2 separate regions of the Homo sapiens genome follow, and region 2 is linked to region 1. A link is a loop called in an ENCODE intact Hi-C map of the cell type or tissue named here. Cell type or tissue: PC-9. All regions are shown on one strand. Links, peaks and the distances in the headings refer to the core of each region. The heading gives the core; the rest is flanking DNA. Region 1 has its middle 67 kb from the start of BMAL1. Region 2 overlaps BMAL1 (basic helix-loop-helix ARNT like 1).

The links. Hi-C counts contacts between places; a loop is a spot of excess contacts. Peaks named below come from ENCODE experiments on the same cell type or tissue, not always from the same donor. Only the 100,000 strongest peaks of a DNase experiment are listed, where the experiment ranks them.
Region 2: a loop joins it to region 1, with 10 times the contacts of the local background. A loop is called at or near these places in 16 of 110 quality-filtered maps.

Annotation. Positions count from the first base shown.
Region 1 is chr11:13,202,659-13,219,011 of GRCh38, forward strand. No RefSeq gene overlaps it. Among named protein-coding and RNA genes, the nearest start is that of BMAL1, 67 kb to the right of the region's middle. RefSeq lists an enhancer at 4,590-5,147. In PC-9, for the core only: a CTCF peak has its summit at 7,870 (motif pointing right); DNase peaks (open chromatin) are centred at 5,623 and 10,623; H3K4me3 peaks cover 1,314 bases; H3K27ac peaks cover 3,329 bases.
Region 2 is chr11:13,376,991-13,393,343 of GRCh38, forward strand. BMAL1 (basic helix-loop-helix ARNT like 1) reads left to right here. Exons shown (of 20, transcript NM_001297719.2): 17 at 1,347-1,455; 18 at 4,171-4,264; 19 at 8,699-8,801; 20 at 9,606-10,276. The coding sequence ends at 9,766. It overlaps BTBD10 (BTB domain containing 10), which reads right to left. Exons shown (of 9, transcript NM_032320.7): 9 at 11,018-12,151. The coding sequence ends at 11,841. Among named protein-coding and RNA genes, the nearest start is that of BTBD10, 78 kb to the right of the region's middle. In PC-9, for the core only: a CTCF peak has its summit at 8,007 (motif pointing left); no DNase peak of the experiment used is centred there.

The sequences.
Region 1 (16,353 bases), core at 4,191-12,190:
CAATTGTACCCCCAAACCTCAGCATTATACAATATACCCAGGTATCAAACCTGCACATGTGCCCCCAAATCTAAAATAAAAGTTGAAATTATTTTTAAAACGATTAGAAGAAAAATTATGTAAAATTTATAAGTAAATAAATAAATTGGTGCTTCAAATGATAATATCAAGAAAATGAAATTATAACTCACAAAATGGGAGAAAATATTTGCAAATCATATATCTGATAAGTGATTAATATCTAAAATAAGTTTTAAAAAACCACATCACTCAATTTTAAAAATGGGCAAAGGATTTTAACAGACATTTCTCCAAAGAAGATATGCAAATGACCAATAAGCACATGAAAACATGCTCAACATCATTAACCATCAAAGAAATGCAAATAAAAACCAGTATGAGACATTACTTTACACCTATGATGATGGCTAAAAGCAATCCATACAATTATTATTCGTCAATTAAATTTTTTTTAAAAAAAGACCACAATAATGAGTGTTAACAAGGGTGTGAAGGAATTGGAACCTTCATACGCCACTGATGATATCATAAAATGATGAAGCCACTTTGGAAAACAGTCTGGCAATTACTGAAAATGTTGAATACAGAGTTACCGTATGACCCAGCAATTTTACTGCTAGGGGTATATCTCCAAGAAAAATGAAAACAGGCCAAGTGTAGTGGCTCATGCTTGTGCTCCCAGCACTTTGTGAGTGCAAGGCAGGAGGATCACTTGAGGCCAGGAGTTTGAGACCAGCCTAGGCAACATAGTGAGACCCTGTCTCTACAAAAAAAAAAAAAAAAAAAAAAAAAAAATTAGCCAAGTGTGGTGGTGTACATCTGCAGTCCCAGCTGCTTAGGAGGCTGAGGCAAGAGGATTGCTTGAGCCCAGGTATTAGAGCCTTCAGTGAGCTGTGATCACACCACTCTACTCCAGCCTGGGCAATAGAGTGAGACCCTGTGTCTAACAAAAAACAAGAGTGAGAAATGAAAACATATTCACAGAAACATTTGCACATAAATCTTTATAGCAGCATTATTCATAACAGCCAAAGCTTGGAAACTACTCAGATGTCCATCAAATGATGAATGGATAAATAAAATGTAGTATATCTGGCCGTATAATGGACTACATTTCAGTGATAAAAAGGATTGAAGTACTTACTGACACATGCTACAACATGAATGAACCTTGAAAATGTTATGCTAAGTGAAAGAAGCCAGTCAGAAAAGACCTAATAATGGATAATTCTATTTACATGGAATGTCCAGAATAGGCAAATTTATAAAAACAGAAAGTAGTTTAGTAGTTGCCTAGGGCTGGGAGGGCCTGGTGGGTGGAAATGAAGAGTGACTGCTAATGAATACAGGGTATCTATACTATTTGGGGTGATTAAAAAAAGTTCCAAAATTGATTGTGGTGATGGTTGCACAACTCTGTGAATATTCTAAAAGTCATTGAATTTTAGACTTTAAACAAATGAATTATGTAATGGTGAATTAAATCTCAATGAAGTTGTTACAAAAAAAAGAATGTCTGGAAGTAGATAGTAGATAGTGAGTGTAACTAATGGCATTGGATTATATCCTCAAAATGATTAAAATAGAAAATGTTATGTTATATATATTTTATCACAGTAAAATTAATTTTAAAGAACGTTTATAACAGCAGTGTGAAAAATAGCCAAACACTGGAAACAACACAAACGTCCATCAACGATGGACAAATAAACTGAGGAATACCCATACTACACATTCTTGCTGTGTTCATGCTATACAGCAATGAAAGTGACCAAATTCCTGCTACCTGTATCAACATGGTTGAATCTCACAACAATAACGTGAAAAAAGAGAAATCCAACAAAAAGAACAATACATTACATGTGATTCGAAAACAGGCAGAACTATCAATGGTGTTAGAAATCAGAGTCATGGTTGCCTTGAAGGAGTAGGGCAGCACCTGGGAGGGGACACCTGGGTACTAGTGATATTTACCTTCTTACCCAAAGGATGATTACACAGGCACGCTTAGTGAGTGAAAATCCATCAGACTATGCATGTACGATTTGTACAATTTCCAGATTTGTTTTCAAAATTTATTTTTTTTAAGTCTCAAAAATCAAAGTCCCCCCAGTAACTTTAATGCATAGCCAGGTTCAAAACATTACCTTCTTTACTGTGTCACCAGTACCTTCTCAAGGACCCAGTAGAAGACAACTCCAATTCCAAAATTATTATTTTCTTTTCACTCTCTCATACACAGCAATTCATTGTCTCCCTCTCTGCTCAGGAAAACCTTCACTTTTTATAGGCAAACAAATCCATTAAGGTGTGTCTTCAACAAAAGGACTTTTTTTGGGGTGGGGGGGACAGAGTCTGGCTCTGTCACCCAGGCTGGAGTGTCAGGGCATAATCTCGGCTCACTGAAATCTCCTCCTCCCGGGCTCAAGTGATCCTCCCACCTCAGCCTCCTGAGTATCTGGCACTACAAGTGCACGCCACCACGCCCAGCTAATTTTTGTATTTTTTGTAGAGACAAGGTTTCACCATTTTGCCCAGGCTGGTCTTGAACTCCTGAGCTCAAGCAGTCGGCTCACTTCAGCCTCCCAAAGTGCTGGGATTACAGGCATGAGACACCGCACCTAGCCAATTTTTCCCCCTTAGTGAATTTCTGTCACCATACTAGGCTAACAACCTGAAACTGCAGCAATATTTTCTTTCCTCCCATTACTTTTATAAAGTTCTCAGCACAACAGTTAGTGCAGAATAAACATCGGGAAAAAAAAAAGAAAGAAGATATGAGGTCAGGAATCTGGAAAATTAAGAGTAAAAATCTGAAGCTGGAAGTACCTGATCAAACTTAAGAACTGAAGGAACCAAGCTGTAGAGAGGGAGGGGGAAGCAGTGAAGGTTAGCAAGCAGTATTACCAGCGTCTGGCCTGCCCTGAAATCCACACAAAAGTAAAATGTGACCCTTTGTGTTTCACTTCCTGTGCAGATGGTGGGGGAAGTGGGGAGAAGTCCCAAGAACTGTGCGACACTGCAGCTATTGCTTGAAACTGCCAAAATTTGGAAAGGCACATTCTATTTGCATTACTTTGCATGCAAAGTGTGTATGAGCAGCAAAGCTCCATTTCTGTTTACTGCCCAGCTTCTCCTGTTTTCAGGCTTGACTGGCTAAATTTTGAAAAAGACTCCAGCAGAGACCGCTTGTACGCACCAGTATCTGTGTTCTCCTCTTCCACCTTGGACATATACCTAAATTATACTTCCCAGCCTTCTCTGCATTCAAGTGAGGACTTCTGTCTGGGTTCTGGACAATGGATTTTACACAGAAGGGATGTAGACCACTAACAGGCCTGACCCGTGAAATCTCCCCAGTGTGATACTTGCTCTTTCCCCATCTGCATGGAGAAGATCCCTCTGACCCAGAGCAGGGGGATGTCTCGGTATGAAATAGCCTGAATGAAGGTCCCTTGCCCCATCTATCCCTATGCAAGAAATAAATTTATTCCTTGTAGTTAAAGCTTGGGGCTATTTGCTGCCATCGTTAGCCTCTTCTGACTAATTCAGAGACTATGGTTATCTCTGTGTCATTCTGATGTGTGTCTTTCTCCCTGATCTCTTAGTACCATGTCTCCCCACACAGCTATCTGGTGGCCCCAAGTCTCCCATATCTAAGTGAGCCTGACTTTTGGAAGAACCCCAGAATCTCTGCTTACTTCCTTTTTCCTTCTATCCCATTCTAGTAACTAATCAAGCATAAAACCAGAGCGGTTAGGTGAGATGAGAATGGAAGCGCATTCCAGAAGTGTTGGTTAGGCTTCCTGAACTAGAAATTCTACTCATGGGAATTTATCCTGAGGAGATTAATCAACATAAACAAAAAGATGTTCCTCGAAGTATTAAGCACACTAACAAAATAATTAGAACCTGCCTAAATATTCAGTTGTGGGCCGAAAGGTTAGTAAATTATGATCAATTCACTCACCTAAATATTATGAAGTAATTAAATATGACAACTAGAAAGCCTACAAGATGGAAAAATTTATTAACGTATTATTAAGTGTAAAAAGCCAGAATATAAAAATGTGTTTTCACAATAGTAAGCAATATGTAAAATGATGCATGCAGCCTGGCCCTGCTAGGGTAAATTTATTCAGAGAGGCATCCAAATGGTCAGACCAGCAGCCACTCACAAGCACCTGGGCATCTCAGTCTTCAGGGACAGTTCATTGTGGATTGGTTTATAATTATTCCTGGAATTGCATCTACATTGCAGACAGTTTCATTCCAAAGAAGAGCCTGGGCCAGCAACGAGAACTCTGTGGAGTAGTAGCTGTCTGATTCTCTGTCCCAGGAGAAACAATGAAAGGCACCTTGGCACACTCCCACTAATCAGAGGTGGGGAAACACAAAGTCACATCCCCACCTCAGACACAGCTGGAACCCCAACATACTTGGATGGCCTAGGTCTTTACCTCCTAGGCCACGTGGTCAGCTGGAAGTGGCACTGCTCTGCCTCACTTGCAAATGACGAGGCCTCTCCCGCATCAAAAGTGTACTCGCTCGGGAGGCTGAGGTGGGAGGATGGTTTGAGCCCAGGAGGTTAAGGCTGTAGTAAGTTGTGATCACCCCATCCTGAGTGACAGAGAGAGACCCTATCTCTAAAGGACAAAGAATTAAACAAACAAAAACCAAAAAAAAAGTCTAGTAGCTGAGCCATGTCCTCAGGACACACCTAGGAGAAGGAATAAAGGAATCAGTGCGTTTGCAATGGAGACAGCTCCTCCTGGCTGCCTTGGGGTGAGATTCGTATTCTAATGGGTGCAAATCTAGAATTAAGTTCTATGCCTGATGAGAGGGTTGCACAAAAGACCAGAACAAGTGAAATATTTACCCTGTAGCATCGAGGATCATTGGAACATCTTTGCAAGGGATGTAAAAGGTAAGGGTTTGGAGTTTCAGGTGTGACAGGAAGAAAGAAGATGAAGCCCAGGGTAAGAATGCAGGGGAGGAGGGGCCGGGTAGGAGCAGAGACAGCAAACCTGAGGAGCAGGAGGAAAGTAGTGAGCACTGCAAGAATGGGAGGGAGCAGGGGGTGCTTTTAGAAGGAGTGAGTTATGCAGCACAGGGCCAGGCCTGTGGGTGCAGGCGCTTGCTCCTCCAGCCTTGTCCCCCACCCAGATCTGAAGGCTCCGTGCTCTCTCCCGCTTCCCCACCATTTTCTCTGCCCAAGTGCCTTCTGCCTGCTGATTGCCCTTATCTTTTTAGACTTAGCCCAGCTGATACCAGCTCTGTGAAGTGTTTCCCGATATTCCTCTCTCTCCCGACTTCCCTCTCTCCCCGAGTTAAGGACTTCCTGCTCTAGTGTCCCCGCAACGCCATCCACAGACCTCACCACAGCAGCTATCGCATTGCTGTAATTATTTCAAATTCCTCTTCCCCTACTAAACTGTGAACTCCCTGGGCAGGGGCCATGTTCTATTCATCTTTTCACCCCTTGCATGGGGCCTGACAAATAAGAAGTGTTCAAAAAGTCAACTGAATGAATTGAAAAAAAAAAAAACAAAACATTTCCTTGGATTCAGCTGAAAAGGCAATTGCAGTAATTTGAATTGTGCAATTTCCATTGTGTCGCCTTTGAAAAACAGTTTCACTTTTCCTCCTACTACCGATGACTCATTCCTGGGGCAGATAACACACATTTCTGAGGTGCAGAACTTCACTACATCAAATCTTTTGAAAATCTGTTTTTGAGTGTTCTTGTCTAAAGAGAAAAACATGATGAGCTTTCGTAATCCCTCAACTCAGCACTGAGTGATGGAATACTAAAGATGTTTTGGAAACCCTTTGATTACTGCAAAGCATACAAAGAAGAACGGGTGGGTGAATGATAAAAATAAAACGCTAGCATTGGCTACATGCACTGATCGCTTAACAAATGGTAGTTAATGTCAGGCATTTGGCTAAGTGATTAGCCCCATTTTCTCACTCAATACACAGAACACCTTACGAGGTCACCCTGATTGTCCCCACTCAGACAGGGAAATTGAGAATCAGAAAATGTTGGTAAATTTCTGTAAGCGGCAAAACCAGCATTTGAACCCAGACCTGTCTGATTCCAGAATGGTGCTGTTAACAACGAGGCCCCTATTTCTTCTAGACTGAGAAGGCACACACTGAAGTTGGATGCTGATTTTTGACAAGCCAGTGTCTAGGCAGGGACCCCACACAGCACCCCCATCCAGGCATTTCTGGGCAAACATGGTTTCAAATGGGCAAAGTGAAGATGAACATCCGCCCTCACATGAAACCTACATGATAATCAGCTGGCTTCTTCCAACTGCCCCTCTCTGCACCAAGTGCAGCCCTGGTGGCCTTATCTCCTGTCCACCCACACATAAGGGCAAAACAAAACCTTTTCTGCTAGGAGCAAAGATTCTAGCTCACTGCTTAATTACAACTTATTGCTCCTTGTCCCAGCAGTACCATGGCAACAAGTAGCATTGGCACAAGAATCAAAAGGGAGAAGTGTTGCCTAGCAACATAGTAGAAAAAGCTTTAGGATTCTGAAGGCCCGAGTTCTAGTTCTGGTTCTGACTCCCTGGGGCACTGTGGATAAGACCCAACTCCTCTGATCCTCCGTTTTTTGTCATCTGTAAAATGGGGGCAACTCATTCCATACATGTAGGATTGCTGTCAGGATCATTATTTTCGGGAGAGGAAAATTATGCCATGGATTAAGGCAGAAAGGGGAAAATGTGAAAGACTTACTAGGCCATGACATACTTTAGCCACTCCATGAAGAGTATACATTGGTAAAGCCTTTTTGGAGGTCATTAAGTAATAGCAGTCAATATTTAAATGTAGGTACCCTTTAACTCAGCAACTTCCTCTCTAGACATTGGTTCACGAAGATACACATAGGAGGTGAAAAACTGGAAACTACCTAAACGGTCTATTAAAGAGGGACTATAATAGATCAACACAATAGAACACTACAGAAGTTTTAAAAAATGAAGGAGCTTTTCTTTACTGACACGGAGAGACTTCTAACATACAATGTTTAGTGAAATGAAGGCAAGTCACAGACACACACACACACACACACACACACACACTCATCCATTCACAAATATACACAGGAAAATGCATGTCAGAAAGCCTGGAAGGACCTATGAGAAAATGTTAACAGTGGTTACCAAATTACTTCTCACTACTCCCCAAATAGGCTGTTTCCCCGCTACTTTTGCAAATGCCATTCCACCTCCCTAAAACGCCAGTCCTCCTTTCCACCTTCTGAACCCCAGCCCATCCCTCAGAGAGTAGGTAAGCAGCATCTCCTCTCCAAAGCTCTGCTGGTTCCCATCAGTGGACTTTACATCTCCCTCTGTGTCTGTATTGTCCCTATCATAACATTGAATTTTAATTATTTGTTTATGTATCTACACTCCCCCTTCCCAGTAGTCTATGAGCTCCTTGGGGAGCAGAATCACGTCTCATTCATCTTTGTTCCAGCAGGGCCTACCCAAGGCCATTAGTGCATTGAATGGAAACAAGAGGTTAAAACATGGTCAGAAATGAGAACAGCATGTGGAAGCTGTGAGCCCCAGTTTTTTCCAAAGCACCCTCCCAGACCATGCTTTCACGTATATTCATAGCTCAGAAGGTGTGCTCCAAGGACAAGAGGAGGAGAAAGTCAGTTTACCTTGATTATCTCTGTAAAGAACAACAACAAAAAAAAGAAAACAAGAAAGTCAGAAAGCCATGGATAAGGAGTGAGCTGGGTAAAAATTGCTTGAAGCAAACAAACAAACAAAATCCCAAGAGGTGTGTATGCATGTCAGCAAGTCATCCACAATCTGGGCAGCAGGTGGCACAAGTAACCTAGATTTCTTAGGCCACTGCAGAAGGAAGCCGCAGAGGTAAGGATTTGGAGAAACTGGGAAGCTGGGAGCATCATCCCAAGCCACTCTTTTGCCTGCCTGATTGCAGTACAAGACATAAAGGCAGTCCTGTGAGGATTTCAAGTCCTAGACATCTGCCTTTCCAACCACCATCCTTCACCCTCTTAGTCCATCCTCCACCCTCTTCAGTCCATCCTTACTATGGCCAATTTTGTTATTTGCCAACCTGCCTTCCTTTTTGAGGAAAATGAGCATTTCCATTCATATCAGTGGCAGTGAATATTCATAAGACCTCTTCGAAGGGAAATGTAGCAGGGCTGATCAAAAGAACACTTACCCTGGAGGAGACAGATAATAATTCCTTAACAGATCTAACTGCAATCATGGATTGGATGTTCATCATTATTTGATTTTCCTCTTCTGGGGCAATGGATTCATAAATTATTTTAAGGGTATATGAGCAGATAAACAAGTTACCTTGACTACTGACTATAGTAAAGGTTGAATTTTGTATATTAATGTAGTTATTTTGATAAATTTGGTAGTAATTATTATAACTTTACATAATAAATTTATGGAAAATATAGACATACAATTGCATAAAGCTAGGTGGGCTAATTAAGTACCATCATATTGCTGGTGAGGGTGGCTGTTATTATTATTACACAAAATATATTTATTCTTTGAACAAATATTTATTAAATGCTACATATGCAAAAACTACTTATGAAATGACCATCAAGTGCCAGGTACTGTTTTTGGTGCTGGGAAAAAATAAATCAGTGACAAATTCTCTGCCCTTATGAAGCTTTCAATGTAACAAAGGAAATAAATACATATATATTATTGCCATATACATACACACATATATGGCAAGTGATTATAACTGCTATGAAAAAAGAATAAAAGATTATAAAAAAGAAAAAAGAAAACTATTAAAAAAAGAATGATGGAGGCTGTTATTTTTAATTGGGTGCTCAAGTACTAATTGTGCTACAGACTCAATGTTAATTCAAAATCATACATGATTCCTACCTCCCCAGGACTCTACTGTCAGTGAGAGAAAGAACCACTACTCAAATAATGACACTATAATATAATTCTCTATTGCTATTGGTGCCATGAAGAAGTACATGCATGGTGTTATGAAACTTCATAAAAGATAAATGTGACCTGACTTTTTTAGGGAAATCAGGAAAGATTTCCCTAATAAAGTAATGCTTGCAATGATATATGAGGCATAAGTAGAAGTTGACTAAACCAGGGGTATGAAGAATATTCCAGGTAGAAGGAAGTGCTCTGCAAAGGCCCTGTGGCAAGGGGAAAATAGGGGAGTATGAAGAAGGGATAGAAGGCTGGAGTGACTAGAGAAGAGAGAATGACATGGGCGGAAAGGCGAGAGGAAACCTATAGGCAATAGTAAAGGTTTTGTCATTGTCCTAAAAGAAATGAAGAGTCATCATGGGTTTTAAGCAGAGGATGACATAATTAGATAGCTACTTCAAAAAGATGACCACAGGTGCTCTCTCGAGACTGGACTGAAGGGACTCAGATTAGATACAGGATGGCCCAGTTGAGAAGTGATAGCAATAGTCCTTGAAAATAATAATGTTGACTTGGACGAAGGCTTCTACTTGTTGGAGATCAAGAGAAATCAAGAAAAACAGTGAACTTGAGAAACTTTTAGGAGGGAAAAGAAACAGCCCTTGGTGGTAAATTGAAGACAGGATGTACAAAAAAGGAGATACCAGCAATGGCTCTTAGGTTTCTGGCTTGTGCACCTGGATGCACGGTGGTACCACCCTCTAAGACAGAGAACTCTGAAAGAGGAGGAGGTATGTGGTAAAAGATTATGGGTTTGGTTCGGGGTCTGTTGAGTTTGAGCTGCCTTTGGGATTTCCAAATGAAAATATCAAATCAAAAACTGGATCTGCACACCTGGAACTCAGAGAAGAGGTTGAGTCTGGAAATACAATCATCTAGGTCCTCTACAGATATCTGAAGCTGTGGGTGAGGATGTGATCACCTAGGAATAGATTACAGAGTAAGAAAAGGGAGGGACACCAGTATTTGATGATGAGAATGGGACGTGTAAGCCTGCAAAGGATACAGGAAAACTAGGGAAGACACCAGGAGAACATTTCATTTTTAAAGCCGAGGGAAGAACGTTTCCAGTAGGAGTAAATGATCAACACTGGCAGTCTCTGCTGAGAAGGCGAGGAATATGAGGCCAGAAAAATGTCCCTTAAATTTCATGACATGGAGGTCATCAGTGACGTGACCTGGAGCTGTTTTGGTGACTGTGGGACCAGCAGCCTGCACAAAATTGCTGAGGGGAGAGGGAGAGAGGACGAAAAATAGAGACAGTAAGGAGAGACAGCTTTTTGGAGGAGCTTCACAGGGAAGGAAATGGAAGAAACAGATGCAAAGGAAGACCATAAGAGAGGTGCTCCAGTCTTCCGTGGCATAAAGGTGGTGGTGGGCAGGAAGATGATGGCAACATGGAGGACAAGAGAGCAAAACAGCATGATCCTCAGTGGTTACAGAAACAATGTTGTGGATACAGCACTTGGGAACCAGGCGGACAGTGACAACACCTTCCAATCTATGGCTGTAGAGGGCAGAGGGATGCATGGTGTCTTTAGGGCAAGCCAGCCTGTTGTATCAGGAAGGAGCAGAGAAAAAGTTGAAGATCTAGGGGTGGTTTGGTGGTTATGGAACAAGCAATTCCAGAGGGCTCAGTCATAAGAGCTTTGTAGGTCAGGGGCTAGGGCAAAGGCAGGGCACGGTGGCTCAAACCTGTAAACCCAGCACTTTGGGAGGCCAAGGGGAGCAGATAACAAGGTCAAGAGATCAAGACCATCCTGGCTAACATGGTGAAACCCCGTCTCTACTAAGAATACAAAAATTAGCTGGGGGTGGTGTCATGTGCCTGTAATCCCAGCTACTTGGGAGGCTGAGGCAGAAGAATCACTTGAACCTGGGAGGCGGAGGTTGCAGTGAGCCGAGATTGCGCCACTGCACTCCAGCCTGGTGACAGAGCAAGTCTCAAAAATAAATAAATAAATAAGAAAATAAGAAAAAAATTTTTAAAAAGGATGCATCATTAGGGAAGGGATAGCTGAGAGGATTTAGGCTTGGGTTTTTGGCAGATTAAAACAGGGACGGCCAGCATTGAAGATTTTGTATCAACTGTCTCTTCAAGGAGGGTGTGTGCACAGGTCTACTGGCTGCAGATGGGGTGGTCTCTTACTCTAGGAAGCTCTAGGAACATCAAAGCTAGACAGATTGAAAACAGCGTTAGGACTGCTGACCACATACACAGCCCAGGTGACGGTAGACTCAAGAAGCTGAGTCTATAATAACATGGAGATAATGCTCAAACCGTGAAATTTAAAAAACCTTACCACAATCCTACTATCTTACAAGTCAGAGCTTCATTGTTTCTTAGCTTGCCTTCCTTCCAGATTTGAATTGACTTTTTACGTACGGTACTTATAACGTACACATAGTTTGAGATTTGCCTTTTCCCCACTCTTAACAGGACATCAAGTATTTTCCACATGGTTCCATCTTAATCTTCGTTAATGTTCAGTATGGTATGAATAATTGCTGCTCTCGCCTGGGGATGTTTTTGTAACACATGATCATTTAAACACTCCTGCCCCCAACACAAGCATGTGCACACACATACACACACAGATAAAGACATTCTCTATGCAGAGAATAGAGCACCTCTAATGCATTACATATTATCCACAGCCCACTAATATATCTCGAGAGCTGTTCATCCTTTCTTAATCTTTTCTCTTTAACATTTGGAACAATTAGCAAGCTAGCTGCAACCCCACCCCTTTCTCGCCCACTCAGGAAAACATGCAAGTGAGTGAAAATGACGTTATTATAAGAATAACCTTGAATCCACTCCAGTTTATAACAAAAGCAGCTCATTTGAAAACTTTGGTGCTTTTACTATTAATAGTGTGAATTCCTTGCTACACAGTTCAGGCCTGAGTGCAACACACCAGTGAATCCTGCCACTGTCGTTGAGGGCTGCTGGCCTCCTGGGGAAGACAGACACTAATTCAGCGTGATGGGAGCACAGTCCACACCCCCACCATGGGTCATGGAGAATGCATATCTTCTCAGAAGAGCTGACATTTGAGCTGGCTCTTGAGGGAGGCTGGCATTCAGACCTGGAGAGAAGGCCATTCCAGGTAGAAGAAAGATTATCTACTGAGGCTTTGAGGCCTGAAAAAGTATTACCCAGTTGGAGACTGGTGCACATTCTGCAGTGGCTTAGAGAGCAGAGGGGTGTGTGGTGTCCTTAGGGCCAGCCAGCCTGTTGTACCTTGTGCACAGAGGGAAACATCTGAAGATGGTACTGGGCAAGAGGCCAAGTGAGAAGGACCTTGTAGGATCCACTGAAGGGTTTTGACATTTTCCCATAGGTTTGGGAGCCACGGAAAGTTTTTAAGCAGAAGATGATGTTATATAGGTACACTTTGGTTTGGAAAATTCCAGCAAGAAGGGTATGGGCAAAAGAGCACAGGGGAGAGAAACTGGAGGCCAGGGTAGAAGAGCTCAAGAAGGAGGTCAGGCAGTGCGGGTGGAGGGGCAGGTAGATGGGATCAACTTGGGAAGTGACTATTCTTTGAACTTAAAAGATTGAAAGCAAATGTAATGGGCCTGATGGTCATCTTTCTGTAGGATCTCTGCATTATCCCCACTGGTATGATGCTTGGTCAAGCGGGTGACCGCACCCTGCCTGCAGTTTGTAACACTGCGTCATGACATTGTCAAACATCACTCCATCACTCCATGACTGAGAACTGAGTCATGGAGTCAATTAGAAGGCTTCCTAAAGTGAAGGGCTTTGGGAAGAAATTTTTAATTTTTTACAAAAACAAAAATCAAAAATATTGTGAGAAAGAGATTTTCCCCAAACAACTCCTTTGCCAATTTGTTGATTAATAGAATTAGCAGGGGTGAAAAAGTCATACGGACTCAAATTTGAATCTCTGATCCACTTACAAGTTTTATGACTTTGAACAAGCTACATAATTTGTCTGATCCTCAGTTTCTTCATCTAGAAAAGGGGATAAAAATTCCCACCTGATGTCCGGGCAGGGTGGCTCACGCCCGTAATCCCAGCACTTTGGGAGGCCAAGGTGGGCAGATCACCAGAGGTCAGGAGTTTGAGACCAGCCTGGCTAACATGGTGAAACCCCGTTTCTACTAAAAATACCAAAAATTAGCTGGGTGTGGTGGTGCACACCTATAATCCCAACTACTTGGGAGGCTGAGACAGGAGAAACGCTTGAACCCGGGAGGCGGAGGTTGCAGTGAGCGGAGATGGCGTCATTGCACTCCAGCTTGGGCAACAAGAGTAAAATTCGGTCTCAAAAAAAAAAAAAATTCCTATCTGAGGTCAATGGTGAAGATTCAGTGGGATAAAATGTGTAAACACTCCTCAATGCATATTCCCCGGCCTCTGCCTCAGCATTCAGTGTGGTCCCGTGAGAGTTAACTCATAGACCTAAGAGCCATCGAGAGCTGAAAAACAAAGGGTTTGGAGGGAGAAGCTAGTGGGTGTACTCCCAGGCAGAAAGGGAAGTAGGATGAGATGCTCCCCATTAAGGCTGACTAATTTCACTGGAATCCTGTGAAGGACAAAGGAGGTTAATTCAGTGAAATCTCTGGAGTGTTTCAAAGAAACACTGTGTGTGCCGACAAGTCCCCTTCAAGCTCAGCAGCCTCCTCTGGTGGGGGTGGGATTGCTGTGGGTGTGACAAGGGGGCTTCTCAACAATGCTCTGAATTCTGATCATCCAGTGCTGCTTCCCTGCCTGCCAGGGACCAGAGCAAGGGGAAGCTGGGATGGCCGTTGGGCTGGGCAGGGCAGGCTTCCCTGTGGTGCTCCAGGCTGCAGTGCTGGGTTTGGGGAGGTTTCTGAGGGTTCAGAGGCTTAGCAGGATGGAGTGACAGCCCATGGCTGACTCACTGCCCAAGAGGCTGGCAGCTTGCAGCAGACCAGCCGGCGGCCCAAGGGTGAGCTCATAACCACAGGGATCCTGAGCAATGCCGTGTCACCAAAGCCAGCTCTGTCTGTGGGGCAGAGAGGCCCCCTGTCTGGGACTGAACTTTCTTAAAGATCACTGGCTATCCTTAAAGATCCACAAAGATCACTGACTCCAGAGAGGGGTCCAAGGGCCGCTAGCTGCTGTGCCCTTGGGTGCACCCAATGTCCTGCCATTTTACCTTCTATAAAGGCAATTCATAAAATGGCTAATGACAGATGATGTCATTTCTATGCCTTGCTGAGAAGTTCACATGACTACATTCATAAGCAGAACTCCGTCCTTGGTCAGACACCCTGCCCCTATTTGGGGTTTGGAAAATATGGTTACTGTCAATATGCTAAACTGAGGCCTTCCTGTCTGTGGTAGAAAAATCCACAAGGCATGGCTTGATTAACCTAAGAAAAGTACCGCCAGCAGGGCTGCCTACCTTGCAGAAAGTGTCTCTTCCTGAGGCAGGCAGCAACAGAGAAACACAGAAAATACCCACACATGCACACACACAGATACACACGGTGTCTACAGGACCAAAAAAAGGAAAATCCCCGTGAAAAAATTAGAGTTTTCATTCATCTTGATGATCCATTTGGGTCACAGAATAATAGAGGAGGTTAATGGTGTAGCTTAAGGACAAGCAAACACCAAGAAATGCTTTAAAAGAAGGTACCTCTTGGTTGCGGGTGATTTTGAAGTAACCAACAGTTCATGTAATTTGCTATTCCAAGAAATTGTATCAGACTTGCAGGAGTAAATCTATTGCTGACTTCTATACCTGGGATCTGGGAAGTCCTTGCTATCCTCAAGCACTTCCCCATCAGCTTGTGATGTTCTGATGTTTCACATTAATGAGGCTTCATTTGATTTAAAGCTTTCACTCCTAGAATCTTCTTTCAAAATGTTCACTCAGTACATTGTGTGAATTACAATATTTGCATTACCAGCCAGCTTTGATTGAGTTTAAGAGATAGCTGAGTGCAGTATTCTATTTGATTTCCCTTCCTTTATTTCCTTTGCTCCTTCTTTTTTCCTCTTCCTCCTTTCTTCTTCCTTCACCCACTCTCTCCTTCCTTTATTTTATTCATATATTTATTTTATAGATATCTAATGAGCACATACGCTGGGAGTAGAGAACAGTATCTGAGAGTCTGAGGACATGGATCCAGACCCTTTTCCTTTCTTGGGCATGACTTAAGACTTGTTTTTATTGGCAAAAAGGGGATAAAAATGAGACCAGCCTCCCAAGGTGGTTTGTCTAGTCCTTCGTTTCCCCTAAATGTCCCCCAAATGTAATCATTCTTATCAAAATGGTGTGACTGGAGGATCAGAGTGTAAGCTCTATAGTTAGAATGCTCAGATACCAATCCAAAGCTAAACTACCAGCAATGCCACCCTGGACAATTAGTTTCTCTATGTCTTAGTTTCCTCATCTGTAAAATGAGGCTAACAATAGGTATCTAGGCCAGGTACAGTGGCTCATACCTGTAATCCCAGCATTTTGGGAGTCTGAGATGAGTGAATTGCTTGAAGTCAGGAGATCGAGACCAGTCTGGGAAACATGGTGAAACACTGTCTCTACAAAAAATACAGAAATTAGCCTAGAGTGTTGGTGTGTGCCTGTAGTTTCAGCTATTCCAGAGGTTGGAGGGTCACTTGAGCCCAGGAGGTTGAGGCTGCAGTGAGCTGTGATTGGAACACTGCACTCCAGCCTGAGTGACAGAGAGAGACCCTGTCTCAAAAACAAAAACAAAAGGCCCCCAAACAATAGGTATCTACTTCACAGGGTAATTGAAAGGATTTAATGAGATAATTTCTGTTATTGTTGCTATTATTATTGTTGGTGCCAGAAATGTGAAAATGAGAAGTGAGAAAGACACTCTGGGAGGGAAGCCCAGCATAATGGATACTGACAACATGGTGAACTAAGTTGTAAAATGAGGTATGTCAAAGCACAGCAGTAAGGTTTAACTTTTGAAGAGAAGAATAAAGAAAACTTCACCAAGGAGGTGCCCAAAGAGGAATTTAATGGGAGTTCACCTGATGAACACAGATAAAACCTCTGTGTTAGAAACTATCCCATTACTGGGTATATACCCAAAGGACTATAAATCATTTTACTATGAAGACACATGTTCACATATGTTTATTGCAGCACTATTTGCATTAGCAAAGACTTGGAACCAACCCAAATGCCCATCAATGATAGACTGGATAAAGAAAAGGTGGCACATATACACCATGGAATACTATACAGCCATAAAAAAGAATGAGCTCATGTCCTTTGCAGGGACATGGATGAAGCTGGAAACCATCATTCTCAGCAAACTAACACAGGAACAGAAAACCAAACACTGCATGTTCTCACTC
Region 2 (16,353 bases), core at 4,160-12,159, 170 kb after region 1:
ACTCCCCTTGTGCTTTCCTCCTGTGTTGGCTAGTGGCCATGATGTGAAGTGCTCTTTCGTGACTGTCACTAACTCCTGTGGTTGGCAGGCAGGTGTCTTTCGGCACCAGGGTGTGTACCATACCCACTGGGCTCCCTTCTCAGGCTCAGCCTTGGCCCTGCCCCTGCTGTCCACGCTGGACTCATCCTTCCTGGGACCATCCCCACATGCATGGCTGCAGCCCCCATCGATGACTCCCACATCCACATCTCCTGGCCCAGTCTCTCTCCCGAGCTCCAGATCTGTCTCTCCAAATGCCTCATAGACAGAACCACCTGGAGTCTCAGAGGCACCTGAAATTCAGAATATCCCAAGCTGATTTTCTGCACTCCCCTACCTGATTGGTTGTTTAAGCCAGAAACCTGGCTGTTGTCTCTCCCCCATTATATCTAAACACGGAGTCCTGAACCTTCTATCTCTTAAACTTCGTCACCACTATTGCTATTTCACCCTCCTCATCTGCTGCCTGGATTATTGCAAATCACTTCGCAACTCTAGTCCCCCTCTCCCCACCCCATCCTCCATTGTAGTTCATTCTCCCTGCCGTGGACTTTCTAATAACCCAGTTCTCATTTGTGCCTTTTCTGTGTATCGTCCTTTGGTACTCCTCATTCCCTTGTGGAAACTGTCCAAATTCGTTAGTACGGCATCCAAGAGGCCCCTCATGATCGGATTGGTACCTGCTGCCCCAGTTTCATCTATCATGCTCTCATCATCATTTATGATGAATTCCTTGGAGGAGTCTCCCAAGTTTTAACCTGCCTCAGTGCTCCTGCACGTGTTGGTTGCTGTGCCTGGAATGCTTTCTCCTCCTTACCTCTCTGCCAAGCTAATTCATATTCATCTCTCAAGACTCAGCTCGGGGTTAACTTGCTCCAGAAGCTGCACCTGGCCCCAGATGAGTTGGTTGCCTCGTGCTTGCCTGTCAAACTTACAACATTTTGCTTTAGCCATTGTTCATCTTGTTGGTTTTCCTGTTAAACTGTGAGCTCCTTGAGGGCAGGGACTTGTCTCTGTAACCCTGGCACATACAGTGGTCTTCAATAAACGTTTTTTTTCAGTGCATGAAGGGAAAGAATTAGATGCTGTATGAAGGGAAAAAACTGGCCTCAGATCCTAGAAGGAAACTTGAGCCTTTCCCTGCTGGAATGCCTTTTCCTGACAAGCTGTAGCCCTAAAGTCCCTCAAGGCACAACTCTGATGTTGAACTGCAAATGGATCATGGGATAAACTGGTTTTACTTTAATACATAATAGTATTTCTTCCTCAGTTTTCCCCTTTCCTACTCTCAGATTCCTTTGTTGTAGGTGGCCCAAAGAGGACCCACCCCACTGTTCCAGGGATTCCAGGGGGAACCCGGGCTGGGGCAGGAAAAATAGGCCGAATGATTGCTGAGGAAATCATGGAAATCCACAGGCAAGTAACACCTTCTAGTTCCTCTGTTAAACCAGTGGTTCTCAACCCAGGGAAATTTTTTCCCCCAGGCAATATTTTGCAATGTCAGGAGACATTTTTGGTCTTCACAACTGGGTGGGAGGTTGCTACTTAAACATCCTGTGGATAGAGACCAGGGATGCTGCTTGTTAAACATCCTACAGTAAACAGGACAGTTCCCTCCTCCCCACCCAACAAAGAATTATCCAATCCAAAATGTTAGTAGTGCCTAGATTAAGAAATCCTGCCTTAAATAAAGAAGCTAAACCAAAATAGCCCAGCGCTAAAGAGAATTCTTGAGAAGACTTAACTTTCTTATGGCTCAAGGAGCTTCTCAGTGCGGATAGATGTACCTTTACTTTACAGGAATGCAGGAGTAGAGCTGTGAACTATCAGAGTGATCTGGACCTTAACAAAACATTCACTTTTTTTCAATCAAAGAGCTGCCCAGGATTAGTACTAGAAACCAAGCAGATCAGCTAGTTATTACTAGCTGTCTTGGGAGAGACTTCCTTTCCATATGAAAGAGAAGGAGCTTAGAAGCAGTCCACCTGGGTCTGAGTCCTGGGCCTGTCTCTCTACCTGGCTATGCTGAGACTTACTTAACCTCTTGCTCTCTGTTGATTTAAACCATAAAAAGAAAGCACTATTTCCCAAGAATTGTGTTAGGATTGTGAGGGCACTCAGGAAAGTTCCAGGAACACAGCCTGACATATAGTGAGTGCTTAAAAATTAATTAAATCTGTCTTTAAGAGCAGTCGAGAGGGAAGCAGTTATCATAAGTCTGTCCAAATTTGGGGAATAGAGAAGGTGGTAACCAGATTCTTCAGAACGAAACTTAATGTAACATAAGAAAAGGAAGAAAACACTGCTGCCGCTGGATTCTCTCAGGAGAATTAGAGGCTGGCCTGTTTTCCAATTGGCCATAAAGGGGCTGTTATCCCCCTATAGGTAACACAGCTCTTTTCCAACCCCACAGGATTAGTGGGTGTGACTTCTGCATCAGGAAGGAGACATGAGGGTAGTGTGCAGTGTAATCAGGTTCAAACCCTATACTTTGCATTTGCATACCCTGTATTTTGCTTGAGACCATCCAAGAACAGTATCAAACAGTCCTTGACCTCAAGAATTTTAAAATCTTTTATAAGTCTATTTTCTTTATGATAACAGGAAAAAGGGAGGGTGCATGGGCCAAAGCAAGCAAAAGAGGAAAGATTTGAACTTGGCCTTAGCCAGGGTTTGCAATAAGAGTGGATGTTCCCTCTAGAAAAGCCAGGGCTATTCTTGAGTGGGCATGTGAGTGGCAAATTCAGGGTCAAGAAACAAGCTACCTAACTGGGCAGGCTTTGTGTAGGAAGGAGACACAGAGCTATGATAGGCGATTAAGAAACACAAGAAATGATACTGTGCAGTTTGGAAGAAACCTGTAAGACCCCATTTGTTGTAGGATGCTGAACAAGCATCCAAAGTCTTGTGTTACGCTTTGTGGAAGTTGCATTGGAATAGGGAGAGATGAAGGTGGGCATGTTTGACAACTCAGGAATGAGGCCTTATCCTACAGAGATGACACTGCCAAAAGAGAAATCAATCATCTAAGGTCTAGCGTTTGAAGATGAAATCAGGAATGATGAAACAGCAATTCCAAGATGAGAAACCTGGGAAAATAGTGGTTTCATAGACATAAGTAGAGAAAGGTGGGGGACACTCAGCAATTTTTCCGTAAGCAATTAGCAGCCGTTTGTGCATGCTGAGAATACATGATATGTAGTTGTAAACTGCCGTTAAGAAGCTTCTAATCCAGAAAGAAAACTTGTTCACTCATAAATCTAGAGAACTAGGCAGTACAAGAACCAAAAGACTTCTGGGTGGTGGAGGAGTGGTCTCTGGGTCACCCAAAAGCTACATTCATCCATGTAGGAGCTGAGAGTCCTGTGGTTACACAACTGCCATCACACTCTCCCTAAACTGTAGCTGCAATGCCAAGTGATGGATTCTTTCCTGAGGTCCTTCAGCCTGACAAGTATTTAGGTGGATTTACAGTTCTAAGTCTTCCCTTCTATAAATCTTCTGAGAGATATGCTAGATAAGAAAGGCCTGGACCCATTTTTCATCAACCACTGCCTTCGAAGGCTGCTTTTCCTGTCACTACTACTAGGCTACCTTTTAGACCCTGGTGCCGTCCATGTCCTAAGAGTATTCACTAGCTAAACAGTGTTTGTGGAGAAGGGGACAAATTGTTTTCTGTGGATCAAAGATGGAGGTTGATCTTAGAAGTTCTCCTCCAATTCACCTGGATTCTGTGAGGAAATAAAACTGGCCACTTACTTGAAATTCACCAACTGAATGCAAACTCCAATCCAAGGGCTTTGTCAGTGAGATGCTTGACTCTAGGGACTGCATTCTAGATCAGGTGCCTGTAGAACAAATCCAGCTTGTCATCTGTTTTTGTAAATAAAGTTTTATTGGAACACAGCCACACCGATTCGTATCTGTGGCTGCTTTCAAGCTGCAGAGGCAGAGTTGAGCATTTGTGACAAGACACCATATGGCCTAGAGAGCCTACTATCTGGCCCCTTACAGAAAAAGCTTGCCAAACCCTAATCTAGATCTTCATCCCCTTTCTCACCTTTACCCCTTAACAAAGCACATACACTCCACTGAAAAAAGAAAAGGCAGTGTAATTCTCTTTTCTGACAGGATAAGAGGGTCATCGCCTTCTAGCTGTGGCTCCAGCCCATTGAACATCACGAGTACGCCTCCCCCTGATGCCTCTTCTCCAGGAGGCAAGAAGGTAAGACTGATGATTCTTAGCCTAAGCTAGAGAACCTCTTGCCCAAGATCTGAAATGTTGGGGGTGGGAGTATGGAATTGCAACTGCGATTGCTGAAACAATTTGGACTACTTCCTCCTTGAAGTAAATGCATCTGTGTGAGGCTGGATACAAAGCATACTGGTAGGGCTAGGGAGGCTTGCTGACATCCTCAGAGGCTTTCTTCCATGTGAGTGGAAGAAGGGAGAAAGAATAAGGAATGGGGAACTGTCAGTTCATTTAATTGAGGGAGCAATTCAAGAGTTCCCATGAGGGAAAGATTATTGAGTACCTCACATAGAAAAGTTTCTCATTTTCTGCCAGGAATTTTCAAGGGAGAAAATATTAGTGTCTAGGGCAGGCAATGGAAACAGCAATGCCACCAGCAGTGCTTTGGAAATCAAGCCATGCTTTATAGCTGCAGAATACTTGGGGATCTGCTGCCTGGGGGTTCCATTGGTGTGACAGCATTGGATCCAAGCAGTGGATCAATCACCAGCCCTCATGAAGAGCTTGCTATAAGACTACACTATAAATAGGTTTAGGAACCAGTCATTTGTTTTCATCTTTGCTGGAGAACTTATAAGCCTAGGCCCATCTTAATCGTAAATTATAAATCTGTTTATATTGCCTGATGCCAGTAGAGCTTAGGACAGTTTAAAGGCCATCATTTTGGACACAATGGCTTCCTTTCCCCATCTCCTAAAACAGAGAGAGAGAATATCAGGAATTTCCATAGGCAGGACTCCTAGGGCACAAACCATCAAAAGCAGGGCAAGGATTTTCAAAACTGAGCTCCTCGGAGGTTTGTTCAGGTTACCAAGAGCTGTGGTGTTACCAGGTGGGATGGGCGTGGGGATAGTTGCTAAGGAGAGAGGGTAAGAGTAGAAATCCTGCTTCTACAAGGGCAGCAATACTTCTTTTTTATACAGGAATCTTCTGCAAACATTTCTATTTGAAAAAGCGTTTTGCTCCCCCCAAAAAAGGTTGAAAGTTAACAAATTAATGGGTAAGACTACAAAGTAAGACCTGGGTTCGAAGCTTGGCCTTGCCATGTGCTAGTTATGTGAACTTGTACAACTTTCAAGCCCTAGTTTTCTTTATAATGGAGCTAATAATGGTTAGGGTAGCCAGCATCTTTGCACGAGGTCCTACTGTGAGATAATATATGTGAAAGTGCTTGGCCCAAAATACCACTGACAGATGAAGTCTGAGCTTGGTGTCCCGTGACCCCCGCCCCCCTGCCCACAACACACACACTGCTTGCCAGCTGTCTTCTTAGCTGTTCTTCTGTTATACCTCCAGGTCCTTCCTGCATATTGGATCCACCATCTTCTTAGGGTGGTCTTCCAGTCTCTGCTTCTTAAGTTAACTTTTAGGCACTTGACTTGACTCCTGGTATTACCAAGGATTCTACTTCTTGGTTTTGAAAGGTTATCAGTCCAGTATAGGCTTAAATATTACTCAAAGAACTTTCATATACATTGTCTCATCTCACCTTCACAACATTATAGTGACAAGATCCAGGCTCCTCAGCGTTCGTTTTATAAGTATGGCCCCCAGGCTACAATCCTGGGCTCATGGCTTCCAATTCTTTTCACATCAACAACTACCAGAAATCAAAAGCTGTGCTCTGCATCATAAAGCCCCAGCTATTTTTGAGGCACTTATGAAAATTCTCCCTTTTCTTTGAGAAGAATGGATTATAAAATGGATCTGTGAGAAGAAATTTGGATGTGTTCTCACGAGATGAGTCCTGGGCAGCAGGACTTATAAGAAAAGCAGCTTAAACAAGACAGTTAAAACTGACAGCAGTATTAAATGGTGCACCATACCCAGCCCTTTCCAGTCACTTTCAAATTTGGAAGGTCCAAAAATGAACCATTTAGCCTGCAGTTGTTTGTCAGGATCAAGCTAAAAAGGAAGCCTAAGTGAGCCTCCATAGGTCGCAAGAGAGTACAGACATCCAGAAGCACTAAGGAAAATTCAGATAAAGCAGCAGTTCTACAAATGTCATCTGCAGTCTTTTTCCAGAAAGAGAGGGGGCACAAGATCCTTTTAAGGGTCTGCAAGGTTAAAGCTATTTTCTTAATAACATTAAAACGTTAATTTTTTCCCTGTATTGATAATGTGCACTATTCATACTAAAAGCACGGTTGGGTAAAATTGCTGGCATTTTACAAAAATCAGACAAGTGGCACCAAACTATACTAGTAGTCATTGTATTCTTCACCACCACACACTCACAGTAAAAAAATAGTTTAAAGCCAGTTTCATTTAAGATTGTCCATCATGGCTAGGTGCAGTGGCTCACCCCTGTAATCTCAGCACTCTGGGAAGCTGAGGCAGGCAAACTGCTTGAGTCCAGCAGTTCCAGGCAAGTCTGGGCAACATAGAGAAATCCCATCTCTACTAAAAAATACAAAAAAAATTATCCAGGTGTGGTGGTGTACCTGTAATCCCAGCTACTCCGGGGACTGAGGTGGGAGAATCACCTGAGCCCAGGAGGTTGAGGCTGCAGTGAGCTGAGATTGTGCCACTGTACTCCAGCCTGGGCAACCAGAGTGAGACCCTATCAAGGAGGGAAGGAGGAAAGGAAGGAAGGGAGTGAGGGAGGGAGGGAAAATGTCCATCATTACTTTTATAAAATTCTCAAGCACACATCTTTTTAATGCTCTGTGACAAAATGAGAAGTACACAGAACTTGTGCTGCATACCAAAGTATGATGTTTGTCTCAAAAACTACTTGTGTGATTAAGTTGTGAGTTGAACTAGCTACTATTTTCATTGGACACCATTTTTATTGTATATGGTCATTCGGTTTTGGGTATTTAGAATACTTTTTTTTTGGAAATGAATGAAGTGAACCTGTCACTTTAAGGAAAATGACTGACATTTGTTGCCAATGATAAAATCTGAGCTTTCAAGCAAAAATTGGAATTTTTAGAAAACTTGTCTCTGCTACTTTGACCTTGAGATCTTCCTAAAACTTAAAAAATGTTGTTGATGAGATAGGGAGTATTAATAATAGTGATATTTTGATGCTCTATAATGAAATGTGTCAATATATAGAAGATCTGCATAACTCAGTGAACCAATATTTTGTAACTAAACAATGCAAGGTATTTCAAAATCATGTAAGGGTAAAAGATCCATCCTAAGTGCCAAGATATAAAGAGTACAAAACATTCATTGATATGGTTTCAGATTCCACATTGCAACTCACCTTTAAGAAACTTCTACGTGTCAAGTTTTGAAGTGGTATCAAAAAAGAATACAATTATTTGAAAAGTCTATTAAAATATGCCTCCCTTTTCCAACTACTTATCTGTGGGAGGTTGGATTTCCTTCATATACTTGAATCACAAGACGTATCTAAATAGACTGAATGGAAAAACATATATGAGAATCCAGTTGAAAATTATTAAGCCAGACATTAGATTTGCAAAAATGTAAGATAATACTCTGCCTGGTAATTTTTTGTTACTGTTTTAGAAAATAGTTATTTTTCATTAAAATACTATTCATTATTTATGTTAACATGTAGCGGGTTTATTACATTTAAGAAATCTATTAGTTTTAATTTCAAATACAGTAAATATTGATAAATACAGCCTACATAAGCAAAAGTTCTTTGGAGTCCTCAATGATTTTTTTAAGAGTGTAAAAGGGTCCCTAGACCAAAACGTTGCTGTGGAAATAAAGTAAGTTATAATGCCACCTGCTGGCAAAGCCTGAAATCATTGCTGCTCCTGAAAGCAGCAGCTACCAAACTGTTTCCTCACGTATATCCAGATAGGTCTCAAAGAATGCTCTTCTTTGAGACTCAGCCAGGGGAAGGCAGCTGGGGTGAGTGGGGGAGATTTTGAGACAGAGTTCTCTTACTGAGTAGTAGTAATAATCCTCCCCAGTAGCCTGTCTTAACTTAAACCACAGGTTACTGAAGTTGGCACCTGTAGTATAAGAGATTTACTTCTGTTTTCTTCATTTGACTCCTTGAGCTGTGTCTCTTCACAGCTTGTTAACTCCACTTTTTCTTCTTCAGAAATATCTGTCACTATAAGATGTTTTATTCCCTTATAGGGGAAACGTCTAGCTGGGCTCATTGAAGTTTAGGCATTGGTCCTAAAGAAATATGTGGGCATCATGATTCCAGGCAGTTGAATGCTCTTGGGATTTTATTCAGCCTTTAAGTTGCCTCTGTGGGCTCACTAAAATGGAGAGAAAAGAATAGTTCGGGGGAGAGGTTTTTTCTTACTCTGACCATGTCTGTCTAACAGTTCCTTGTTTGAAATCATCCAATAGAAAACTGAAGCCATTTGAAGCTTCTCCCCACCCCACCCCATGCTTCATTTTCCTTTTGGCATTGCTCATAATACTGATTCAAACTTCACACTTCCCTCCTTTTGTTTGTAGATTTTAAATGGAGGGACTCCAGACATTCCTTCCAGTGGCCTACTATCAGGCCAGGCTCAGGAGAACCCAGGTTATCCATATTCTGATAGTTCTTCTATTCTTGGTAAGTGGCATCATTATTCGTTTCCATTGCAATGAGCTTGCAAAACATCTTACATAAAGTCAATTTTAAGAACTGAACTGTGTGAAACAAGCTAATCCTAGATAAATTTGATAGGAACAGAATAAAAGTTTAAAATTTGTTTAAATCTCTAAAAAGTTGACCAGTATTTGAGTTTTGGTGGAGGTCCAAGTTTGTGCCTGGAACTCAAGAGGAGGCTACAGCTACCTAGACATAGGCTTTCTCCCATGTGGGGCATAATCTCTTCAGAGAGAGAAGGCTAATGAAGGTTCAGAGATAATGCCTAGAAGGGTGATTAGTAAGCATATCAGAAGGTATTAAAAGTCATTAAGTGAAAAGAGTTTGCTTTTCCCATCACATCCATCTTTTTCTCCCCTGGGCTTTCTAGATCTGTTTTTTTCCTAAACTCTCCCTTCCTATTTGCCTTTCTTTTTGTAACTCCTCTTAACTGGTTACATCAGATTATTAAAATAAGCTTGACTCAAATATTTTTAACATTTACTAAATTTTAAGCGCTTTGTACTTATTTCTAAAATGATCATTTGATTCCTTAGAGCTGTCTCTTCACAACGTAACCCCACTTATTTCTTACGTATTTTTAAAAAATTGGTTCTTTCCTCTAAAAAACAGCGATATAAAAAAAGATAGCCATGCAGCCCAAAAAGCAGCATCTCACCCTACCATTAAATGTAACTTTCTTATTAAAAATGTGCTTAGGAATTGCTTACTTAATCTGAAGATGCTTTAAAAAAGAAATCACTGACCAGTCTTTATCTCCTCCCACAGGTGAGAACCCCCACATAGGTATAGACATGATTGACAACGACCAAGGATCAAGTAGTCCCAGTAATGATGAGGCAGCAATGGCTGTCATCATGAGCCTCTTGGAAGCAGATGCTGGACTGGGTGGCCCTGTTGACTTTAGTGACTTGCCATGGCCGCTGTAAACACTACATGTTGCTTTGGCAACAGCTATAGTATCAAAGTGCATTACTGGTGGAGTTTTACAGTCTGTGAAGCTTACTGGATAAGGAGAGAATAGCTTTTATGTACTGACTTCATAAAAGCCATCTCAGAGCCATTGATACAAGTCAATCTTACTATATGTAACTTCAGACAAAGTGGAACTAAGCCTGCTCCAGTGTTTCCTCATCATTGATTATTGGGCTAGCTGTGGATAGCTTGCATTAATTGTATATTTTGGATTCTGTTTGTGTTGAATTTTTTAATCATTGTGCACAGAAGCATCATTGGTAGCTTTTATATGCAAATGGTCATTTCAGATGTATGGTGTTTTTACACTACAAAGAAGTCCCCCATGTGGATATTTCTTATACTAATTGTATCATAAAGCCGTTTATTCTTCCTTGTAAGAATCCTTTACTATAAATATGGGTTAAAGTATAATGTACTAGACAGTTAAATATTTTTAATAAATGTTTCCCTTGTTCTATAAATACTGTTCACATTTCAAATAATTAGAAAAAAAATCCTACGTGTTGCAGGGCTGGATTATAAGTTTCTACAGTGGGTGTTCAAGGATGATCTACGCCAGTAGCATTTGTGGTGCTTTTCTGGCCTTCATAACGATTCTGGGCTTGCATAATTTCCCCATGCTACTAGCTTAGCTGTGTTGTTAAAATAGTTCATTTATAAATTGTTGCAATTTTAATTTATGTGAGAACAAAGATGTTACTGCTTATCCACAAACATCGAATCCTCTGAAATTATAAATTCAAGATTATATTTAACAAATTGGCTTCTCTAATGCTGCACCTCTCTAATACTACTTCAGTTATATAGTAAGTGACCCCAGTCCTAAAGCACCTAAATATTTGATCCCTTCTTGAATTGGACCACAGAATATTTAGAATAGCATTTGCATAAATAATTTGCTAAGCAAAGTAGCATGGTATAATGGAAAAAGCACTGAACTAGTATGAGAAACTGGCTCTGAAACTTAGGGTGACTATATGACCTAGTAAAGTCATTTTGCCCTTCATATCAAGTTGGACTAGAAAATACTCTTTTCAGCTCTAATAAATATTGTTTTGATTTATAGTACATTTTATAATTAGGGAATTTAAATGCCTCATCACACATATAGTAAAAGTTCCTTGAGCTACTATTTCTAATAATACTTACACCACCGAGATGGGAAATTATGAGACTAAAAATCTGGTCAATGTGGTTATAAATTTGGTCAGAAACATTAAAACAATGGAATTTTATTTTGATGAAAAACTCAAGTTTACAATCATTTAGTAAATGAAGAGCAAACACTTCATTTTCCTATCCCATAACTCTTAAGAAAAAAAAAGCATTAGTAAATAAATATCTGTGAACAGATTAAGGGTAAGGCAGACTGGATAATAAACCACCTCTGACATTCACACTCCCTGCATGTGACTCACTCTAAAGGGTGAAATGGCTCTGGAGATAACTGAACTGGTAAGATATGGGCATTAAATCTCATCCTGATCATTCAGATAAGCCCAAGATAAATACTTTTTGCTCATCAAGGGCAGCAAACTATACAAATTGTACTGGAGGAATACTTTGACAGAAGCACTTAAATTATATTGTGCATCACAACTATAAAATGGCTTGAACATTTCCATTTAACCACCATTTATAAAGTGCAACTATATATTACTCTGCATTTTATCTGAGGTGTGATGAATATCAGTCCAAACTGAAAGTACCCCAGCTGCCAATTTCCACCACTTCTGAAAAGACCTAGCTGTGTGAAAAAGGACCATCCCCCATACAAAGAACCAATTTCACAAACCTACTGGTAAACAAATACATTTACAACTGGAACTTCAAAATGCTAGAGTTGTACTCATTTAAAAAAAAACCATTCAGCTACCTTTGGTCTTTAAAAAAGCCTACACTGCAATATCCTAAACATTGTTATGTGCATCTCACAATGAAGAAGAGTGGCCTTGCAGTGCAGAATGAGGAGAGTACAACGTCACTGTGAAGAGTAGCATGCTATGGTTTCAAGGAAGATCAGCATCACAGCATTGGATTCTGTGCATCAGGATCGAGGTCACTGTTGCCAGAAGGGGGATGGATAGGGAGAATATCCAGCTCATCCACTTGTGGAGTTGGATGCATGACTACCAGCTGGTCCTGGGGAATGTCTGCTGCAGCTGCTGCAAGATTGGTGATAGATTTACTCTTTACACACTGAAAGTCTACATGCCGACTCTTTCCTTCTTCCTTCTCCCAGGACATTCGAATAAAGGGTCTTTGGACATAGTTGTAGATCACTTCTGGGCGGCCTCCAGGCCTTTTCTTTACTTTTTCTTTGTAGGTAGGATAACCTGAAAGAAAGAAAGATTTTAAAAACTGAGGAGACACACACAGACCTCTCACCCAATTTCGCCTTAGAAAGCTTTTCTGCTATAGATCCTAAAGAAACAAATTTAAAACAAAGAAGTGAAAACAATATTCCATCCACCTACTCATCAGTTCATGAGCCAGACATGAAAACCCTACTGATGTAATTCATAAAATCTTCTATCATTCTTTCAATTACTCAATATATCAACCATCAAAAAAACATTATTAAAGTAGGAGTATGTTGGAGCAGATCTTGGTCTCTAGCTATGTATCCTTTTTTTTTTTTGACATGGAGTCTCACTTTGTCACCCAGGCTGGAGTGCCATGTGTGACCTTGGTTTACTGCAACCTCTGCTTCCCAGGTTCAAGCAATTCTCCCACCTCAGTCTCCAGAGTAGCGCGGATTACAGGCATGTGCCACCATGCCCGGCTAATTTTTGTGTTTTTAGTAGAGGGGGGGTTTCACCACGTTGCCCAGGCTGGTCTCGAACTCCTGACCTCAAGTGATCTGCCTCGGCCTCCCAAATTGCTGGGATTACAGGCGCAAGCCACCATGCCGGCCTCTAGCTACGTATCCTTATATTCTCGTCACAGGATTACCCGGCCTACAGGCCTGGAATTTAGCCACATTAGCCTGCTAGTTTCCTTAAACCTACATCTCGTCTTTATATTGCTCTGAGTTTTTTCTTTTCTTTTTGTTAAATGAAAAAGCTGTACAGCTGTCCAGGTGGTTCTAGATACTTCTGCATCTAGATCAGCAAGGCCAATATTTTAACCTCCCATATCATTTTAACATTACTACTCCCAACAACCAAGCATTCAATTTACAGTCACATTCCCGAAGCAGCGTTCCCTGATTAATAGTACCTAATATTACCTTCCTCTTTTGGAACATAGTCACTTAAAAGTAAGGACAACCCTAGATTTGAAAAAAAAAATTAGTTATTTACTAGTAAGGCCACTTCTCCAAAGATCAACTGTCCTTAAGAAACTATTATAGACCCCTTCCCTCCTTTCTTCTAGTAAGAATTAACTAGTTTGGGATTGGCAAACATTTTCTGTAAAGGTCCAGAGTAAATACTTCAGGCTTGTAGGCCACATGGTTTCTACTAGAGCTACTTTTCACTCTGCCACTGTAAAGTGAAATCAGCCACAGAGAATACGTAAATGAATGAGCACGTGTATGTTTTTCTTTTTTTTTTTTGGAGATAGAGTCTCTGTCACCCAGGCTGGAATGCAGTGGTGCTGTCTCGGCTCACTGCAACTTCTGTCTTCCGGGTTCAAGAGATTCTCCTGCCTCAGCCTCTCGAGTAGCTGGGACTACAGGCGCCTGCCACCACACCTGGCTAATTTTTGTATTGTTGGTAGAGATGGGGTTTCACCATGTTGGCCAGGATGATCTCAAACTCCCGACCTCCAGTGATCCTCGGCTTCCCATAGTGCTGGGATTACAGGTGTGAGCCACTGCGCCCAGCCACATGTGTATGTTTCAATAAAACTTTATAAAAAAGAGGCAATGAGCTGATTTTGGCCCATAGGCCAAAGTTAGACCATAGTTAGAATCAGAAAAAATAGAATGGTCTCACATAGTAGGGGATCAATTAATGATTACTGCATAAGGGAATGCATGTAGGCATCATTGGTAGCTAGTACAAATAGCCATGTGTGGAGTATGTGTGTATGTGGTGGGGGTGAGATAGGTGCAGCAGGTGAACAAAACTGAAAATCTAAAAACCTGTAGAATGTCTTCATTTCATACTTTTGGTCAATTACCTCTGAAGGCAGCACCAGAAATCAGAAAGGTCTCCATCTCCATTCCCTTGTCCTTGATTCCTCCTGGACTATTAGAAAGACTTTAAAATTCCCATCTCCTTGTATTCTGTCCCCACACAAAATAACCACTCCAGACAAATGTAATCATATTACAATCCTTGCTTAAAAACTACCAATGGTTTCCTCGTGCTTAATTGGAAGGTCTGTACTCCTCAGAATATTATACAAGGCTTTTTTTACAGCCTGGTTCCATATCTACTTACTGTCATCTACTATCATGCTACACTCTAACTCTAGAGTTCTTAAATACACCTGCCATATTAAGCTTTCCCCAAACATGCTTTTACACAAATTGTTCTGCTGCCTCTTCCCTCTCAGCCTCCTGATCCCTGCGCTCCACCTTCTTTTATCCCTGGCAAAAACATTAAGACTCTCCACACAGTTAATCATTCACTTCTTATGCTCCATAGCACTCCCATATGTTAACAATACTTAACAGAACTAAACTGTAACTAAACTGTAATTACCTTTTTGTATGTCTGACTCTCTGACCTAAATAATGAGTTCCTATATGGCTTTGACTTTATGAACAATTTGTTGGTGTATCCTCAGTGCCTAGCATAGTACCTGATACACTGCAGGTGCTAAACAAATATTTGAACAAAGAGTGAATGAACTACCAGGATATGCCAGTTATAAGTAATAACCTCTTCCAATATCCATCTTACTCAACATTTTTTCCTTTAAAAATAAAGTAAAATCAGCCCTTTGGGAGGCCAAGGCAGGCGGATCATGAGGTCAAGAGATCGAGTCCATCCTGACCAACATGGTGAAACCCCATCTCTACTAAAAATACAAAAATTAGCTGGGTGTGGTGGCGTGCGCCTGTAGTCCCAGCTACTCGGGAGGCTGAGACAGGAGAATCACTTGAACCCAGGAGGCGGAGGCTGCAGTGAGCTGAGGTTGCGCCACCGCATTCCAGCCTGGTGACAGAGCGAGACCCTGTCAGATAGATGGATAAATAGATAGACAGAAGACAGACAGACAGACAGACAGGGCAAGCCTGCCCCTGACTTGCAGATTTACCAACCTATTCAGTCAACAGTTAATGGTTTAGCAGCTACTGCATCACAAAATTGTAATGCCAGATCACTACCTTAAGGTGTTTATGGTCTATTGAGAGTCATTAAATTGTTCATAAAGTCAAAGAATATTCCAAAGAGCAAATATACGTACATAAGAGAAAGTGTTAAAGCAATAGTGGAAGCGTAAAGAATTCAGAAGATGAATGAGATTCTAATGGACTAAAATAGAAAAAGCTTCTTGAATGCCTTCCTTAATCTTCATGGATGAGCAAGATTGGGATGGGCAGAAACAAGGGGAGTGCAAGGTAGGCAGACAGAGTATCATTCTAAGGAGAGAATGGCATCAGGTAAGCTAGAGAGGCAGGAACACAGAAGATGGTTTAGGAGACCCTAACACATGTATGACTGGAGCAGAAAGTGTACTGGGAAATAGCTGGAGGTAACATTAGAAGACAGATTATGGTCAAATGGAGGACAGCCATGAGTAAATTCTACTCTTTAATAAAGAGTAAATTATACTCTTTATTAAAAGAGAAGCTCAGATTTTTTTTTTTAGCTTAGTTTGTTCAAATCTTGCAGAGAACAAAATTTTGTATGCAGTTCCAGAAACATGGAATTGGGAAATGAGAGGTTCTGTATATAGGTGAACTTTCAGTGATAAGAGCCAGTCCTACTACTGTCTTGCCATTCCTGCCCAGGATGCAGAGGGTAGAATAATTCACAATCCCATCCAATTAAAGACTTCATTACTTTGCCTCGCATTTCCTATATTCTATGGGAACTGTAATTCCACAATTATTTTAGAGTTTGTTGTCTTAAACTTCAGGTTCTGTTCTAAGTCTCAGCCAATTACTCTGACAGAAGAGAGCTTTCTACTGAGTTCAGGACAAGGACTAATGATGGGAGTTAAGGCCACATCCAATATGGTCTGCTCGATGGGGTAGCAGTAGTCCTAAACTGCCTTAAGAACCCAACCCTAGGAGGTTGAGAGATGTTGTTCCATTAAGGGATAAGTGAAACAAACAAAATGAAAAACCCCAAAGAAGTGCCTTTTGGTGGAATTGTGGTGTGGAGAATGATTTAGGTAAGAATTATTTGTGCTTTCCCACAACACATTTGTGTTTAACAACAGCAATAAACCCAAAAAGCCTGCTTAAAAGTAAGTAGAAGAGGCCTTAGGTAGGCCTGACTATAGCAATCTCTCAATATGAATATGGGACCACAGAGCTAAAATTATTTTTTGAATACTTCCGGCCTTATATTTCACCTTTTCTCACATATCCAAGTTCTCTCTGGTCCTCCTCATGTCTCTTATACACCAACCC